2 separate regions of the Homo sapiens genome follow, and region 1 is linked to region 2. A link is a loop called in an ENCODE intact Hi-C map of the cell type or tissue named here. Cell type or tissue: dorsolateral prefrontal cortex. All regions are shown on one strand.

Region 1 (8,000 bases), 700 kb before region 2:
GGCATGAACCGAAGGAAAACAAAGGACAAATAGTGAATAGGTGCCAATTCAAGATTTAAAAATAATTTTTTTTTTATGACCAGGCGTGGTGGCTCATGCTTGTAATCCCAGCACTTTGGGAAGCTGGGAGGTAGGAGGATTGCTTGAGCCCTGGAGTTTGAGACCAGCCTGGGCAACACAAGGAGAACCCCATCTCTACAAACGTTAAAAAAAATTAGCCAGGTGTGGTGGCTCATGCATGTGGTCCCAGCTACTTGGGAGACTGAGGTGGGAGGATCACTTGAGCCCAGAGGGTCAAGGCTGTGGTGAGCTGCTGAGATCATGCCACTGTACTCCAGCCTGAATGACAGAGTGATACTCTGTCTAAAAAAAAAAAAAAAAAAAAAAAAGGAAAAGATAGCCTGATAGTACTGATGAAACACTTAGAACAGTGCCTGGTACACAGAAGGCACTCAATAAATGCTAGTTCCTTTCTTCCTTTGCTCCATTTATTTCATTTTCTTTTCAATTTACTTCTAATAAAAATATTATGTTTCCGGCTGGGCACGGTGGCTCATGTCTGTAATCCCAGCACTCTGGGAGGCCAAGGCAGGCGTATCACCTGAGGTCAGGAGCTCGAGACCAGCCTGGCCAACAAACATGGTGAAACCCCGTCTCTACTAAAAATACAAAAATTAGCCGGGCGTGGTGGCCAACACCTGTAATCCCAGCTACTCGGGAGGCTGAGGCAGGAGAATTGCTTGAACCCGGGAGGTGGAGGTTGCAGTGAGCTGAGACCACACCATTGCACTCCAGCCTGGGCAACAACAGTGAAACTCCGTCTCAAAAAAAAAAAAAAAAGTGTTTGCCACAAAGATTAGTAACATTAAGTATCATTCTCTATTATTGATTTGAGATGTTAGGAATGCAAAAGATAAAAAGTAGGGGCTCTTGGCAGATAGAAAGTAAACTTCCAATTGAGAACTCACTCTGTGGGTTTGTTATCGCTGCTGTTTGTTTTTGATAATGTGCAATTATAGAAATTTACAAAGATCCTTTTAAGAGGGCAATGTCCTGCTTTCAGAGTCAGTTTGCTTAGGCATAGATCAGCTCATAGACTCTCTGTCGCCTTGCTATTGAATTAGGGCTATATTTTTGACAAGTACAGCAGCCGTATCGTCACTTTAATCACCCAATAATCCACTGTGTCTCTTTATGCTAATAAATAAAACATCCTTCGTTAAATATTTCCTAGTAAGCAATCGAAGACCTGTAATCTCCACCCCTATATGTTACAAAGTAAAATGATATAACAGTAATAAAATCAAATCAAATCATGTCTAGGAGTTTTATAGACAACTAATAGCTGCAATTGAAAAGTGCAATCAGATACCAATTGAAGGGTACTTTTTTCTTTAATATAATGTACTATGCATATTTCACTAACTGTCTCATGATGTCAAATGAATTTAACAAGATGATTATGTAGGTCAAATTACTTAGTAAGTTCTTTTAAGAATGGCTTTTAGACCTATTATGACTTTTAATGGTGCAATTTGTTAAATGATTGGAATTTATAAAATCCTGCCTGCAAGTGCCTGTCAGAAATACTTGCTGTGCCCTGGTGATTTATTTTTAAAACTACTTCTTGCTTGTAGCAATTGAAACAAAAATGACCACCATAGAGCAACTTCTTGAAGCTCATTTCTCATTTTTAATTATTTAAAATACTTTCTTATTATCAAATTATAATTTGAATATTCTAATTTCAAAGAGCCTTCTCACCAAATTTCTCTCAGCTCTATATGAAGATGTCCTGGAAGTTCTTTTATTCCCTTCAAATATGAAATATGACCCTGCTTAATTTATGTGGGGAACTATAGACAGAATAGATATTATTAAACTTTTTAAAGTGGTCTTTAGTTCTTTTATTGTATATCTCTAACAATAAAATTTTAAAGGGAGAAAACAATGAAATATGATTGAAACATTCAGTCTTTGTGCTTGGAAGATTGCCTTTGTATATGTTGCCTTTTGGTATCTGTGGGTACCGTATTTCAGTTTTATGCAGTTTGAGAAGGCTCCCTATTCAAGCTAAGTTTTTAAAAATTGCCCACCAAAAATCGCGTAGCTATCTCTTGTCTTTTTTTTTTTTTTTTGAGACAGAGTCTTGCTCTGTCACCCAGGCTGGAGTGCAGTGGCACGATCTGGGCTCACTGCAACCTCTGCCTCCCGGGTTCAAGTGATTCTCCTGCCTCGGCCTCCCGAATAGCTGGGATTACAGGCGCATGCTACCGCACCTGGCTAATTTTTTTTTATTTTTAGTAGAGACGGGGTCTCACCGTGTTAGCCAGGATGGTCTCGATCTCCTGACCTCGTGATTCGCCCACCTTGGCCTCCCAAAGTGCTGGGATTGATTTTCTTTTCTTTCTTTTGGGACAGAGTCTTGCTCTGTGGCCCAGGCTGGAGTGCAGTAGCAGATCTTGGCTCACTGCAACCTTCACCTCCTGGGTTCAAGCTATTCTCCTGCCTCAGCCTCCTGAGTAGCTGGGACTACAAGTGTGTGCCACTGTGCCTGGCTAATTTCTGTATTTTTAGTAGAGATGGGGTTTCCTCATGTTGGCCAGGCCGGTCTCGAACTCCTGGCCTCAAGTGATCCGCCTGCCTTGCCTCCCAAAGTGCTGGGATTACAGATGTGAGCCACCACACCCAGGCTTGATTTTCTACCTTTAAAAATTACTGTAGCCGGGCGTGGTGGCTCACGTCTGTAATCCCAGTACTTTGGGAGGCCAAGGTGGGCAGATCACTTGCAGCCAAGAGTTCAAGACCAGCCTGGCCAACGTGGCGAAACCCCATCTCTATTAAAAATACAAAAAATTAGCTGGGTGTGGTGGTGCGCACCTGTAGTCCCAGCTACTCGGGAGGCTGAGGCAGGAGAATCACTTGAACCCAGGAGGCGGAGGTTGCAGTGAGCTGAGATTGCACCACAGCACTCCAGCCTGGCGACAGAGCGAGACTCCATCTCAAAAAAAAAAAAATTATTGTATAGAGTTACTTGAAAATGCCGTCATGTAATAATTAATCTTAGAAGTCAATATTCTTTTAAAACTATCTTCCATCTCCTGTCACCACATACGTTACATTGAAATTCTCCTAAAACTCCAAAAAGTCTTAAAATGTTGGTGCTCCCTGATAACTCTGGTCAGGAACCGAAGCCTCTACTTCCCCAGTGTGACATTCTTCTTGCTGGGGAGCACAGGGCATGCTGGGACAGAAGTTCCAGATGCAGCGGGAAGGTGGTGGTTCTGTTCTCTCTCCACCCTGACTCACTGGATAACCCCAGATGCAAGTCCCTTGTTCACTTGGAGCCCATGGCTGCTGCTTGGAAATGGGGCTGACAACTCTTGGTCTCTGCTCCTTGGGGTTGTTACAAGCCTTAACGAGATCACTGTGCTCATTCTCATTTTCTCTTTCATGTCTTCAGTGAGCTGTAGGTAGGGCAGAGTAATAGTGGAATATGGAAGTCTGCTTGTATGTCTGGGTGAAAGTCACTATAGAACAGTGTTATTTAATTTTTCTACTTCTTTCAGTTCAATGGATGTAACATTCACAATCCTCTCTAAGCCCATCAACCACAAAAACTTAATTAGATATTATATCTCCTTGGTTTAAAATAGTATTTAATTTTACATAATGTGTTCAGCCAAAATATTAGGATTCCCTAAACAGAAATGTTCCCTCTATTTTTTTCCCTCGGGCTTTTCTTTCAATTTTTTTTGTAGCTTTTAAAAAAATTATTCTCCTTAAAGTATGATTCCGGCAGTTTCCCTCTGTGAAACATCGCTAAGTCCCCTGCCACCACTACTTAATTGAAGATGTAATCCCTACTTAGTGACTGTGCCGCCTTCCAGATATCGAGCACAACGACCAGTAAATATTAACATTCCTGTTAAATGTGCGCTGCCTCTTATTCCTTTCCCCCCACAAATTGTCTTCCTGCTCCTCCGAGTGTCATCCAAAGTGAGATCATATTAACTGTGTCTTATATGGGGCTTGAGCACTGGAGTTGAAATTAATGGGCAAATATCCTTTTCACTTACAGAGTAAATGAACATTTGGTCTTTAAGCCATACTGAGGTATGAAAGAAAGGCACAGACAAACCCAGTGAAGACCTCCACATTTTGGGCCAAATCTAAGCTTTTCATTGCTTGATGGGCAAAAAAACAAAATTCGAGTGAACGTTAAAATGAATAAATAATGCTCAGAACACAACAGCTTGAGGTTGTATAAAATCAGACCCAGATTATACTCTCAGAAGATGTCTCCAAAATATCGTGGCGCTCTATTTCAATCCCGAGAGTCATCGTATTTTGGTCAGTTTCCTTTTTTTGTTCCAAGACGCCCCAGTTCCATCTTTGGGGTGAACATTGAGGCTGACTTAACGGGACACTCCAGGCTTTGAGGGAGCCTGGCCCCCAACCCAAATAACTCGAAACAGCAGGAAGGCCAGATTCTGACGGAAACTTTTGAGAAATAAAGCGTAGTTCATTTTCCTTCCTTGCAGGAGACATGGCTGGCTCCCTAAAGAAGCGCTGGTTTCCCAAGTTACGGCAGAGGGCACTCGAGACTACGGCACCAAGTTCGCGTCTGTAGGGGCCGGCGGAGCCCTTCGCCACAATGTTTGGCACCCAAAGATCAGGGACACCTCAAATTCTTTTTAATGGAGGAATTCTTCCCCTGAATCATTTTGTTTGCGTAATATGGTGCTGGGAGGGAGTGTTGCTTCGGGGCCACGGTCCCATTCCGTTCCGTATGGAGCCGTCTCGAATGCGCATGTCCAATTAGCATTGACACATTTGCGCTCAGAGATGCGCATGCATCATTTTTTTAATCAAAATGAGAAGGGAAAATTATTACATAACCACAATCTCAGTCCTACTGAGGGACCTGTCACGGTGATCCTCTGGGGCTCTGTGAACATCTGCTCAGCATCAGTCCCCCACGAAGAAATTATTCTTCTGCTCATTTGAAGGATAGGTAAAGGAACGGTCAGACCGGTAAGACAGCTACGGCAGATGACAAAACCAGCCTCCATCAGCGAGTAACAAAGCTGGGGGGCGCGGCGAACAAAAGGTTTCCGGGTCAGACAGGCACTCATCTGCTATTCCAGACAGCATTAGAGGCTGACATTGATTATGAAGGCCAAAAACCGTGGCTGAAATGCCGCTTCTTTCCTAAAGCACCTGGAAAGCTTCCAGATCATCCGCCTTACCGTGCTCAGCGGCAGATCCAGTTGATTCAGAAAGCATTTGATGGAGGAAGAAGCACCAAGCGTGGCAAAGGCTTCCTGGCCCTTCAGAATGTGGGAGGGAGATGTAGTTGTGTCCCTAGCAGAGAAATCGTATCCTTATCAGAAAAACCGTCCCCGGGGTCCTAAGGGGGCAGTCTGTCCTGGGGTTCCCTCTTATAGAAGTCTCTGGAAAAGACTAATGTTTGGACAAGGCACTTTGCTACTTAAAAAATTTTGCTTCTCCATTTCATTCCATTGAGGGCCTCCAAGTATCAACATTTGCAAACTCAGGTTTACAAGATGTATAACGATTTCTCTATAAGGAGACTCAGTTTCTTTTAAGAGCAACATACTGACAAATGACAGAAAGTTGACCTTTGGGTTTTCCTGGATTGATCTCCATTCTGCAGGGCTACAAGGCATCAAGGCAAGCCAGACACCTGTCCTCATCTTCAGCCACTGTCCATGTATCCTGGCATCTGGGGTGAAGACCATCATCTGGCCTTGATCTGGGTTCATGAAGGAGGCTGCCACACAGCTTCCTTTCTCAAGCAGAAGGGCCCTCCGGATATGCTCTCCAAGCGCCTCCAGACTCCCCCCTCCCCGGGCATATGGGAGTCATTTTGCATAGTCCCTGTGCCCTCTGGGGTGCAGGAAGCTCTGGGAGGTGGTCTCAGGCCCATCTGTCTAACCATGCAGCCGTTCTGCCACGGGTCTGGTGTTGTCCTTGTGCACTGAGTGGGAAGCAGGGCACAGGCTCCCTCTGGGACAGATGTCTCTCCGCAGTGCTGGTTTTCTGCTGTTCCCTCACTCTCGATTTCCTTTTGCTCCCTTCTCCTCCGGTCTGGGAAGCTTTAGCCTGCTTTTCTCCATCTGACTCCATCCCTCCTCTCCCAAATCTGTTGCTTAGGCCCAAAGTCCCTCAGGGTTTGGGCTTTGAAACTCAAAAGATTTTTTTCATCCTTCTACTGTGACATCCCTTCCCTGAGGCAAAGATGCCACCTGGTCTTGAATGAATGAGGGCAGGATGGGGAAGGGGGACAAAGAAATGTAGGGAGAGCACAAAACATCAGTTGAAAATCCAAATTTTTTTTTTTAGCCCATATGCAATAAAATCAATCATAATTTAAATATGAATAGAGAAGCAAATTCAAAGACCATGAAATAGACATAGAAAATCAAATTTTTCTACAGAAATAAAAGCATTTAACATATAGCCCAGGCAGCTAACATATAATTGAGTTTGGTCTGTGAGCTTCCTGGTAGCCAAAGCAGGGAAAGAAGACACTGTTACTTTATGTTCTTATTTTGTTGTTGTCGTTGTTGTTTCCAAAGTCCCTTTTCCCAATGCATACTTCTTATTTTCAAAACAGAGAAAATATACAAGTTCATCAAGAGAAATAAAGAACTTTTCTTTCACTCTAAATTTCAAAGCATTGGGGCCTTATGATGACAGCCCCAGGGGAGAGAAGACAATGTGACACAATCCAGAAATGAGTTCAAATAGCTCTTTAGTCCTGGCCATTCCAGACCAGAAGCTCGGAGTCAGAGCAGAAGGGCTGCTTGGCATCCTATTAGCTTGCTTGCTTTTTTTTCTTTACATTTTTAAGTATTAAATGCTTAAAACTGATTTTTTAAACGTTCACAGGAAAAAAAAAAAAGAGAAATTTCAGACACCCAAAAGGAGAATAAATAGGAAAAAAAAAGTCTTTTGCCCTCGTATCTTTGTTTCCCATTCCCCAACTCCCCTCCCCTGAACAGTGGGAATACCAGCTTCTCATCCATTCTTCCAGAGCTGATCCATGCGTATGTTAAGGGCTTTTAGCTCTCCTCATCTTTTTATACAAATGTAAGTTACTAAACTCCCATTCTGTACCTTGCTCTTTCACTTTGCAGTATATCTGGAGATAGTTACATATTAGTCTTTTTTTTTTTTTTCTGAGACGGAGTCTTGCTCTGTCGCCCAGGCTGGAGTGCAGTGGCGTAATCTCCGCTCACTCCAAGCTCCACCTCCCGGGTTCACGCCATTCTCCTGCCTCAGCCTCCCACATAGCTGGGACTACAGGCACCCGCCACCATGCCCGGCTATTTTTTTTTGTATTTTTAGTAGAGACAGGATTTCACCGTATTAGCCAGGATAGTCTCGATCTCCTGACCTCGTGATCCACCCGCCTCGGCCTCCCAAAGTGCTGGGACTGAGCCACCGCGCCTGGCCATTAGTCCATTTTTTAAAGTGGTTGCACAGTATTCCATGACATGGGTATTCTATATGCTATTGAATCAGTTTCCTGTTGACATTCATTTAGGTCATTTTCAATCAACTGCTTTTTAAAATGGTGCTGCAACAAATTGCCTTGTTCTTTCGTTCTTTCTTTCCTTTTTCTTTTTTTTTTTTGGTGGGGGCAGGGGGGACAGGCTCCCACTCTGTCTCCCAGGCTGGAGTGCAATGGCATGGTCTTGGCCCACTGCAACCTCTGCCTCCTAGGCTCAAGTGATCCTCCCACCTCAGCCTCCCGACTAGCTGGGACCACAGTTGTGCACCAGCACACCCGGCTAATTTTTTGTGTTTTTTTTAGAGACACGGTTTTGCCATGTTGGCCATGGCTGGTCTTGAACTCCTAGGCTCAAGCAATCCACCTGCCTCAGCCTCTCAAAGTGCTGGGATTACAGGCATGAGACACCACACCCAGCCTCATGTACTTCTTTGAACAAACATAGAAGTATATGTGT
Region 2 (8,000 bases):
CATGCTTTCATTCAGTGGACTCTGACCACCGTCCTGTTGGTGATGGGGATGGGTTGGGGGTGGGGCCAACCCACTGTGGACTTGGAGGTGGATTTTGGATTCAGACAGCCTGGTTTGCAGGCCTGGCTCCACCACTTAGAAGCCATGACCTTGAGGAGGTTGTTTCACACCCCTAAGCCTCTGCTTATCCATCTGCAAATTGGGAATTACAGGACCTGCCTTTATTGGGTGGTCAGTAATGTGGGTAGAGCACTTCGTATGTAGGAGATATTTACAGGAGGTGCTCAGTAAATGCTTGCTCTCACCTCATTTTCTGACCCCCACCTTGAGCCCCCTAAAAGCTGGTTTCTATGCTTGTTTTACACTGGCTTGCTGTGCGATCTTGGGGGAACTATTTGTCTCTTGGGTCCATCCCTCTCCTGAGAAACAGGGATAAGTCCAGGATGGAAAATACCTGCTCAGAGGGCTCGGATCAGGAAGCGTGGCCGTGTCATATTGATTGAGCCATTGATGAGGTCTCTGCATGCAGTAGGTGCTCAATCAATATTCTCCTTGAGGATAGATCACTGCTGCTGGCATGAGAAGGCAGGCCTGGGATAGTGCCTCCTGGTTCCAGCCTCGGGCCCCTCCTCGGCCACCCCCCTGTGATAGAGCACTGACCTTCAGAGCTGTTGGCCCGCCACCCTCTGCCTTCTGCCTCCTGCCTCCACTGTCCCTGTGTGCCTTTCTGCCCCCCTCAGGGCTCAGCTCTGCTCTGCTCTTCTCTTTCGACTCTCATTCCCCTGGTGAACCCATCTAGCGTCACAGCTTTAAACGCTGTCTCTACGCCAATGACGCCACAATTCCTGTCTCTGGCTAGGCTTTCCCCCCAACTCCAGACTCCTATTTCCAGCTGACTTCCTGACATTTCCGCTTCACTGTCTAATACAACAAACTCTCAGAATTAATAAAATGAGACTCCAGATATTTCCTCCCAACTGGTCTGTCTTCCCCAGGTGGGTGTTGAGGGAGTCTCCAAAATGTCACATCGGAGTCACATCTGGGAGAACTTGCCTGTCTCATGCCCATACCCAGCCCACTGGCAAGTCCTGTTGGCTTGACCTTCAAAATATACCCAGGGCCTGGCCACTGCCTGCCACTGCCACCTGCACCTCCCGGCCTGTGTCTGGGCACTGGCAGCCCCTGCCTGGCCTCCTGCCTGTTTTCTCTGCCTGCCATGGTCTAGCCCATCAGCGTGGCCCAGCATCCCTTTTATACATCCAAGGCAGAAGACTGTCCCCTTCCACTCCATACCCTCCAATAGCTCCTAATTTCCTTTCAGAATAAAAACAGAGCCTTGCAAAGATACTTATCTTGGCTGGAGACAAAACCTGAAACAAGACAGAAACTGGACCTGCCCCCTTGTCCCTTACAGTGCAGGGAGGCTGATAGAGACAGCAGTGATAAACCTTTAGCAATAAATGAAAGTTTAACTAAGCTATACTAACTCTAGGGTTAGTATACAGCTACATGCACAGGGCTTCAGGTTGTGATGTAAACAGGAAATAAACAGCAACATGCACAGGGCTTCAGGTTGTGATGGTTCTGTGATGACTGCTGACTTGGGTGGAGAGCTACCTTGGACAGGGGAGTGAGGGAAGGCATCTCTGAGGGGGTAACATGTAAGATAACAAAGAGATTCAGAACTGAAAGAGACTCTTAGAACATCTACTTTAAAAGGTCTTCTTGGCCGGGCGTGATGGCTCACTCCTGTAATCTCAACACTTTGGGAGGCCGAGGCAGGCAGATCACTTGAGGTCAGGTGTTTGAGACAAGCCTGGCCAACAAGATGAAACCCCGTCTCTACTAAAAATACAAAAATTAGCTGGGTGTGGTGGTGGGTGCCTGTAATTTCAGCTAGTCAGGAGGTTGAGGCACAAGAATTGCCTTAGCCCGGAAGGCGGAGATTGCGGTGAGTGGAGATCGCACCACTGCCCTCCAGCCTGGGTGACAAAGCGAGTCTCTGTCTCAAAAATAAATAAATAAATAATAAATAAAAGATTTTCTTATTACATTTATATATGGAAGCAAGAGAAGCCCAGAGAGGTGAAGTGACCTGGCTGAGGCCACACAGCATATTACTTACAGAGCTGGAATTCCAGGCAGTCCTCTTGACAATCTAGTTTGTGATTTAAGGGTTGCCAGCCTGGAGCTGCAATTCCTAACAGCAATGCCTGGGAATGCTATGAGCTATTAATCTCCTCTTACATATAAACAAATTGCAAAATGTATCATATTAATGATGACCTTTCTCTTTTTGGCTTTCAGGACACATCTGCCTGGCCTTCCTCTTGCTTCAGTGGTTTCCCATCCCAGTCTTTGCTGGTCCTTCCTAATCTGCCAACCTCTTACCATTGAAGAGCCTGGGGCTCGGGACTCAATGCTCTTTTCTTCCCTCTTTACACACACACACTCCCTGGGAGAGCTCATGTCGTTTTGTGGATTTCCGTGCCAATGACTCCAAAATTCTATCTCTTGCCAGGATCTCTCTTTTGAATGCCAGCCTCAAACATCCAGTTGCCTACTTTGGTGCTACTCGAAGTGTGGTTCTCAGTCTGGCAGCATTGGCATCACTTGGGAAGCTGTTGGAAATGTAGAACCTTGGGCCCCATGTTGGGCCTATTGAATCATTTTGGGCCTATTGCAACTCAGGGGTGCAGGGGTGGGCGTGGCACCCATCCATCCGGTTTAACAAGCTCTCCAGGGGACTGAATGGATGCTGGAGTTTAGGAAGCATTTTATTCCTTGCCCTCTCCACTTAGATATCTCCCAGCCATCTCAAACTTAACAAGTCCGAACATAAGTTCCCGATATTTCCTCACTCTACCAGCCTTCTCCATCTAAGTTAGTGGTGACTCCATCTGGTTATCTGCTCAGACCAATAACCCTGCTCAGACCAATAACCCTGCAGTCATTCCGGAGTCTCTGTCTCACCTCAACTTTGGTCTGTCAACAAATCCCGCTGGCTCCATTTTCACAACACCCGCAGAACCACATCCCTCTCACCACTGGCACTGCCACTAACCTGGCCAGAGCCGCAGCATCTCCCACTAGATTCTTGTAGAAGCCTCTTGGGCGCTTTTCACACTCTGCCCTTGGCCCTGACAGTCTACCCCAGCACAGCAGCCAGAGGGATTAAAATGTCATCAGCTCTTGTTTCTGCCCCAAGCTCTCCAATGGCTCTCCTTCTCGTGCAGCATAAAAGCCACAACCCTTATCCAGACGCACAGCCACACCCCGCCCCGCCCCATCCCCCCTCCGCCCCGCCCCCCGCCCCCCCCTCCGTCCCCCCCTCCGCCCCCCCGCCCCCTCGCCCCCTCCTCCGCCCCGCCCCCTCCTTCCGCCCACCGCCATCTCTCTGACCTCTCCTCTCCTCTTAGTTCTCTGTCCCTGGCCTTTTAGCTCATTCTGAAACATTCCTGGAACACATCCAGGCACATTCCTCTGCACTGGCTGATTCTTCATTTTCCATCCTGGAAAGCCTCTGCGTTTCTTTTGCCTCCTGCTTGGGTCTGCCATAGGCCTCTGCACTGGCTGATTCTTCTTCCTGAAAAGCTCTCCTCCCAGACATCTGCATATCCAGTCCCCAACTTCAGGTCTTACTCCAAGCCACTTCTCAGTGAGGCCCCCTGACTACCTCAGTCACTTAATTTTTAAAATTTGCTCCTATGACTAGCTGCCCTGCTCATTTTCCTCATCTTCTGTGTTGTCCATGTGTTTGGTAGAATGTCCGCTCTCGCTCTCGCGGTCCCCTCCTCCCCTGACCAGCGTCCTCCTCCCACTTCGGAGGGTCCCGCTCCGCCTGTCTTACCTCTTCTGGACGCCAGGTGGCGCCCCACACCGCCCAAGCCCCTGGCCGCCTCCATCCTTGCTGGAGAGACCCCGAGAATGCCTGGGGAAGGCGTGACCCTCGCAACCCCCTTCCCTCTGCTCTCCCCCTGCTCAAAGGAGGATGTCCTTTCTGACCACCAAAGCGGATGTTTCCTCTGAGACCCAGGAATTCACAATTATTCCTCGGGGAGAAGGGAGGGAAATGGCCTCTTCCAGGTTCAACCCGTGCTCAAGCCCCAACCCACCCCCACGCGAGGGAACGCTGTGCAGGACCTGCTGCCTGCTGGGTGCGTGCTGGGTGCTTTTACATGGTTGTCCCATGGAACCCTCAGCACAGCATTAGCGTTCCCACTTACAGATGAAGAAACTCAGGTTCAGAGAGGCCAGGTTGCTTGCCTGAGGTCACACAGCTGGTTAAGTGCAGAACTGGGATTCTAGCCTGACTCAGAGCCAGGGCTCTTCCACTTATTAAATGTCCCCCCAGAGAAGGCACAGCAGGAGGCTGGCCCATCTTTGGGCATCACATTTTAGGAATCGAGGAAGGGAGCTGACACTGGTTTGTGCTGGTCTCTTTCATTTACCGCCCACATCCCTGGCGGTAAGAATGTGCAAACGGCCCAGAGAGGTTGTGGTGCTTGCCCAGGGCCACGCAGCAGAGCCGCGCTGCTCCTCCTCATCTCCCGCCTCTGTTGGTTCGCCCTGGCCTAGGGAGGCAGAGTGCTCTGCAGCCCCTGCCAAAGGAGGCTGCTTCTCTGCAAAGGATTCTTCAAAAGCCTTGCAAGGAAGCGCCAGGGGGCAGTGGTGAAGGCTGGAGGAGAATCTTCTGGGGGAAAAAGATACAAGATTTGAGGCGAGAATCCTAATTACAGGAAGACTAATAGCCTGTCAATCCACGTGGCGTTGGTGGGACAGGGCTTGATTCCAGGGGCATCTGGGGTTTTCTGAGGGTCTCTCTTGCTCGCTCGCCTGGGTATTCATTTTCCCTCGCCTCTTGGAGGCAGAAGCAAAGGCTCCGAGAGCCTTGATTCAGATGCGTGTTTTTCTGCTCCCCAACTCCAGCTGAGCCTGGCCTGGGGACTGGGCAGGAGGACAGAGGACAGGCACGAAGGTCCTCTGTGGCCGGCGAGGACTCAGAGCTGAGCGGCCTCAAGCGTGGGCCCCTTTAGCTCCCCCTGTCTGTGGCAAATCGTCCTGGACACCAAAGACAGCCGGGAAGGGGAGGTCCACCCCTGACCAGTTGGGAATGTCCCTGTGAAGGGGCGGGATTTGGACCTATGGCTTGCTGTCATGAAGGCAGCTGCCAGTATGTGCCAGTGCACATACCATCTGGGGCTGTTGTCGGCGCTACTCTTTCCCCTGGTCAGGACTGGCCCAGGTCTCTAGTGGGGGCAGCACGTGGCCTTGGGGAGCCCAGAGGCCCCTGGGAGAGAAGCCCTAGGGGACCTGGGAGTCTCAGCTCCAGTGGATGGCATCTGGAGGGGAGGAGATTTGAGGGGTTGTGCCCCCATCACAAAGAGACTTTCCTGGCATCCATTCATGATGAGCAATGACAAATACATAAGCCAGCAGTCTGGGGCCTGGTGGCTCTGTGCTGTGGAAGACAGCTTCCCTTCTGTGCAGGAGACAATTCTGTGTGTTTCTAAAATTCCATTCGGGAAAGCCCCTGCGTTTCTTTTGCCTCCTGCTCTCCTGCTTGGGTCTGGAGCTGCTTTCAAAAAGCGTTTGAAATGGAGAATGGCAGAGTCCAGTCACCAGTGCTCAGAATTGCTCTTGGTTCCTGAAGCCCCTTCCTGGGGCAGTGGTACCATGTGTGTGGACAGCAGCTGCACCCTCAGCCTTTCCTGAGCACCTACTATGTGCCAGGCATGGTGCTTGGGCTCTCACACACATTCTTTGGTTTTCTGCCCACAGCTGTCCTGGGAGGTAGGAATTCTAACACCCATTTCACAGATGACATAACTACCTATCTAGGGGGCTGGGCAGTTAGGACAACAGCCCCTACACACTGGAAGTTCTCTCTCTTGTACCAGGCAATTTCGCAGCCATTGTTTTGTGAAGCTGAGTGATTGTCCCCATTCATAGAGGAGGGAACAGAAGCTCAGAGAAGGAAGTCATCTGGTTGGAGTCACCTGACCAAGTTCACACACTGAGTCATTGACAATCTGTACTCAAGCCTCGTACCCTTATTCCTAACCTAGTGTTCCCTCCACTGTCCCGTGCTGACAGCTGTTATCAGTTGCTTATGCCCTGGTGTGACTGGGGAAGGAGGTAGCTTTGGAGATGCTCTTATCTGCACGCTGCACTCATCAGAAAGTCTCCCTCTGAGCCTCAGTTTCTGGACCTGGAAGATAGGGGTGATGCTGTACTCTGGAATTAGACCTTCAAGACACAGTCATGCAATCTGTTTCTTTCCTCCCATTCCTCCCCACCAGGCATTTCCCTGTGGATGGAGAGGCTGTGATTGCTCCCTTGGGGTACAATTGTTTACCAGTAGATTCCCTGACCCCTGGTCTTGATGTTCTCACCTGTGCTGTGCCCATTCACATCCTCTGCCTAGAGTACCCTTTCTCTTTCCCAGGATCCTCTCTCTCCTTTGTTTTGAAACATACAGTGGCTCCAAGTTAGGCAGTAAGGCCCTTTCATCTGCCCTCCCCCAAGTCCTGATGGACGCCTCTGGGCTCCAGCGACATAACGACACACTCGACCCCCTACTCATCTGTACGTCCCAGCCCAAATGCTGCCTTTTTGGAGAGTCTTCCCTGGTTCCCTGGCCCACCCTGGGCAGAAGTCATTGAGTTCATTGCTCTTGTTCACTGGCACACAGTAGGAACAATGAATGCATGTTGCTGGAGTCGGAGCACTCAGTACATTAAGTCATCGGTGCTGCCCACTTGGCTGCCTAATGCATCCATCCATCCATCCGTCCATTTATTCACTAAGTAAATATTGATTGAGTTTTATAACATATCAGGTCCTGTATCTAACCTTTTTGTCTGACATGGTGGGGAAAGACTGTGCCTAGATCTTCTCTGTATCCCTCGAGTTGGCATCTGGCCCCTCAAAATTGTCAGGGACCTTTTACCTAATAGTCACCAGGGACTCAGTCCTGCTCTTTGCTGGAGGAGCCCAGCTACCCCGGCCCCCACCCCCTCACCCCAGGCCCAGCCTGGTGCAGGGAGACGGGATGGGCAATGTTGCCAACTGTTCAGCACTTGCCTGCCTTGCCCGCCTCAGCCCCAGCCCCATCAAGAGGAACAGGTCCAAGTCCCTGCCTTAGGATGGGCTGGATGGAGTAGGGTTAATTTCCTTCTGCACAATTCACATTGTTTCTAGAGAATCTTGTGTGGTGGTTGCCCTTTTTCAGGTTCAGGGTTAATTCATTTCACTCATATGTCTGGGCATGCATTTGGTGCCCTTACTAGATGCTGCGTGCTGGGGATGTGGTGGGGATGGGTGCTGGTGCCGGGGTTGTGGAGGTGAAGGTGGCCCAGAGAGGAGGGCGTCAGGGCCAGGCCTGAATGCTGATGCCACCCTGCAGGGGGAGGGGGCAGACTTTCTAGGGAGGGACCAGCAAAGGCCCAAGATGGGACCCAGCTCAATCTAACTGAGCACCTGGAGAAAGGACAGTGTGCTGGGGTGGGGTGGGGGACCCAGGCATCCCAGCTAGCACCTCTGGCCTGCCTGAGACCCCTCCTCTCTGCTTCTGCAGGCCTTGGCCCCAGGGCTGGTTGGTTGCTGACCAACTCCATCAGGGCTTGGCTGTCCGGGACCCCTCTAAGGGTGGAGCAGGTCCTGGGGGAGGAGTCCCTTGGCCTGCTGAGTTGCTGTCTTAGCCTATCCGATCATTTACTCTTTCCTTCTAACCTTGACGTAGGACCTTGGCCAGGAGGTCCCTGCATGAACAATGCCCCTGCCCATGGCTCACCTTGTCGGAATCCTCAGGCCCTACCTGCACCCCGTCCCTTACAGCCCCCTACATCTCTGTCTGATGAGGACTGAGAGTCTGTCTCCCAGAGTGGTGAGCTTAGGCAGCTGGGCTAGCATGAGATCGATGCGTATGTCAGGGGCGAAGGAGGGAACAGATGTTTTCTGAACAGCAAATCCATAGATGTGCGAGGTGGGAGTGGAGG

The links. Hi-C counts contacts between places; a loop is a spot of excess contacts. Peaks named below come from ENCODE experiments on the same cell type or tissue, not always from the same donor. Only the 100,000 strongest peaks of a DNase experiment are listed, where the experiment ranks them.
Region 1: it touches region 2 in a loop (2.5-fold over the local background); 36 of 110 quality-filtered maps call a loop at or near these places.

The regions. Positions count from the first base shown.
Region 1 is chr5:171,333,738-171,341,737 of GRCh38, reverse strand. No RefSeq gene overlaps it. Among named protein-coding and RNA genes, the nearest start is that of SNORA70J, 28 kb to the left of the region's middle. In dorsolateral prefrontal cortex, a CTCF peak has its summit at 4,589 (motif pointing right); a DNase peak (open chromatin) is centred at 4,607; H3K4me3 peaks cover 1,370 bases; H3K27me3 peaks cover 5,649 bases.
Region 2 is chr5:170,629,057-170,637,056 of GRCh38, reverse strand. The region is part of intron 1 of KCNIP1 (potassium voltage-gated channel interacting protein 1); the gene reads right to left. Among named protein-coding and RNA genes, the nearest start is that of KCNIP1-AS1, 48 kb to the left of the region's middle. RefSeq lists enhancers at 203-952, 3,768-3,947, 3,722-4,303. In dorsolateral prefrontal cortex, CTCF peaks have their summits at 3,630, 3,855 (motif pointing right), 4,724 and 4,941; DNase peaks (open chromatin) are centred at 3,856 and 5,086; H3K4me3 peaks cover 1,374 bases; H3K27ac peaks cover 2,576 bases.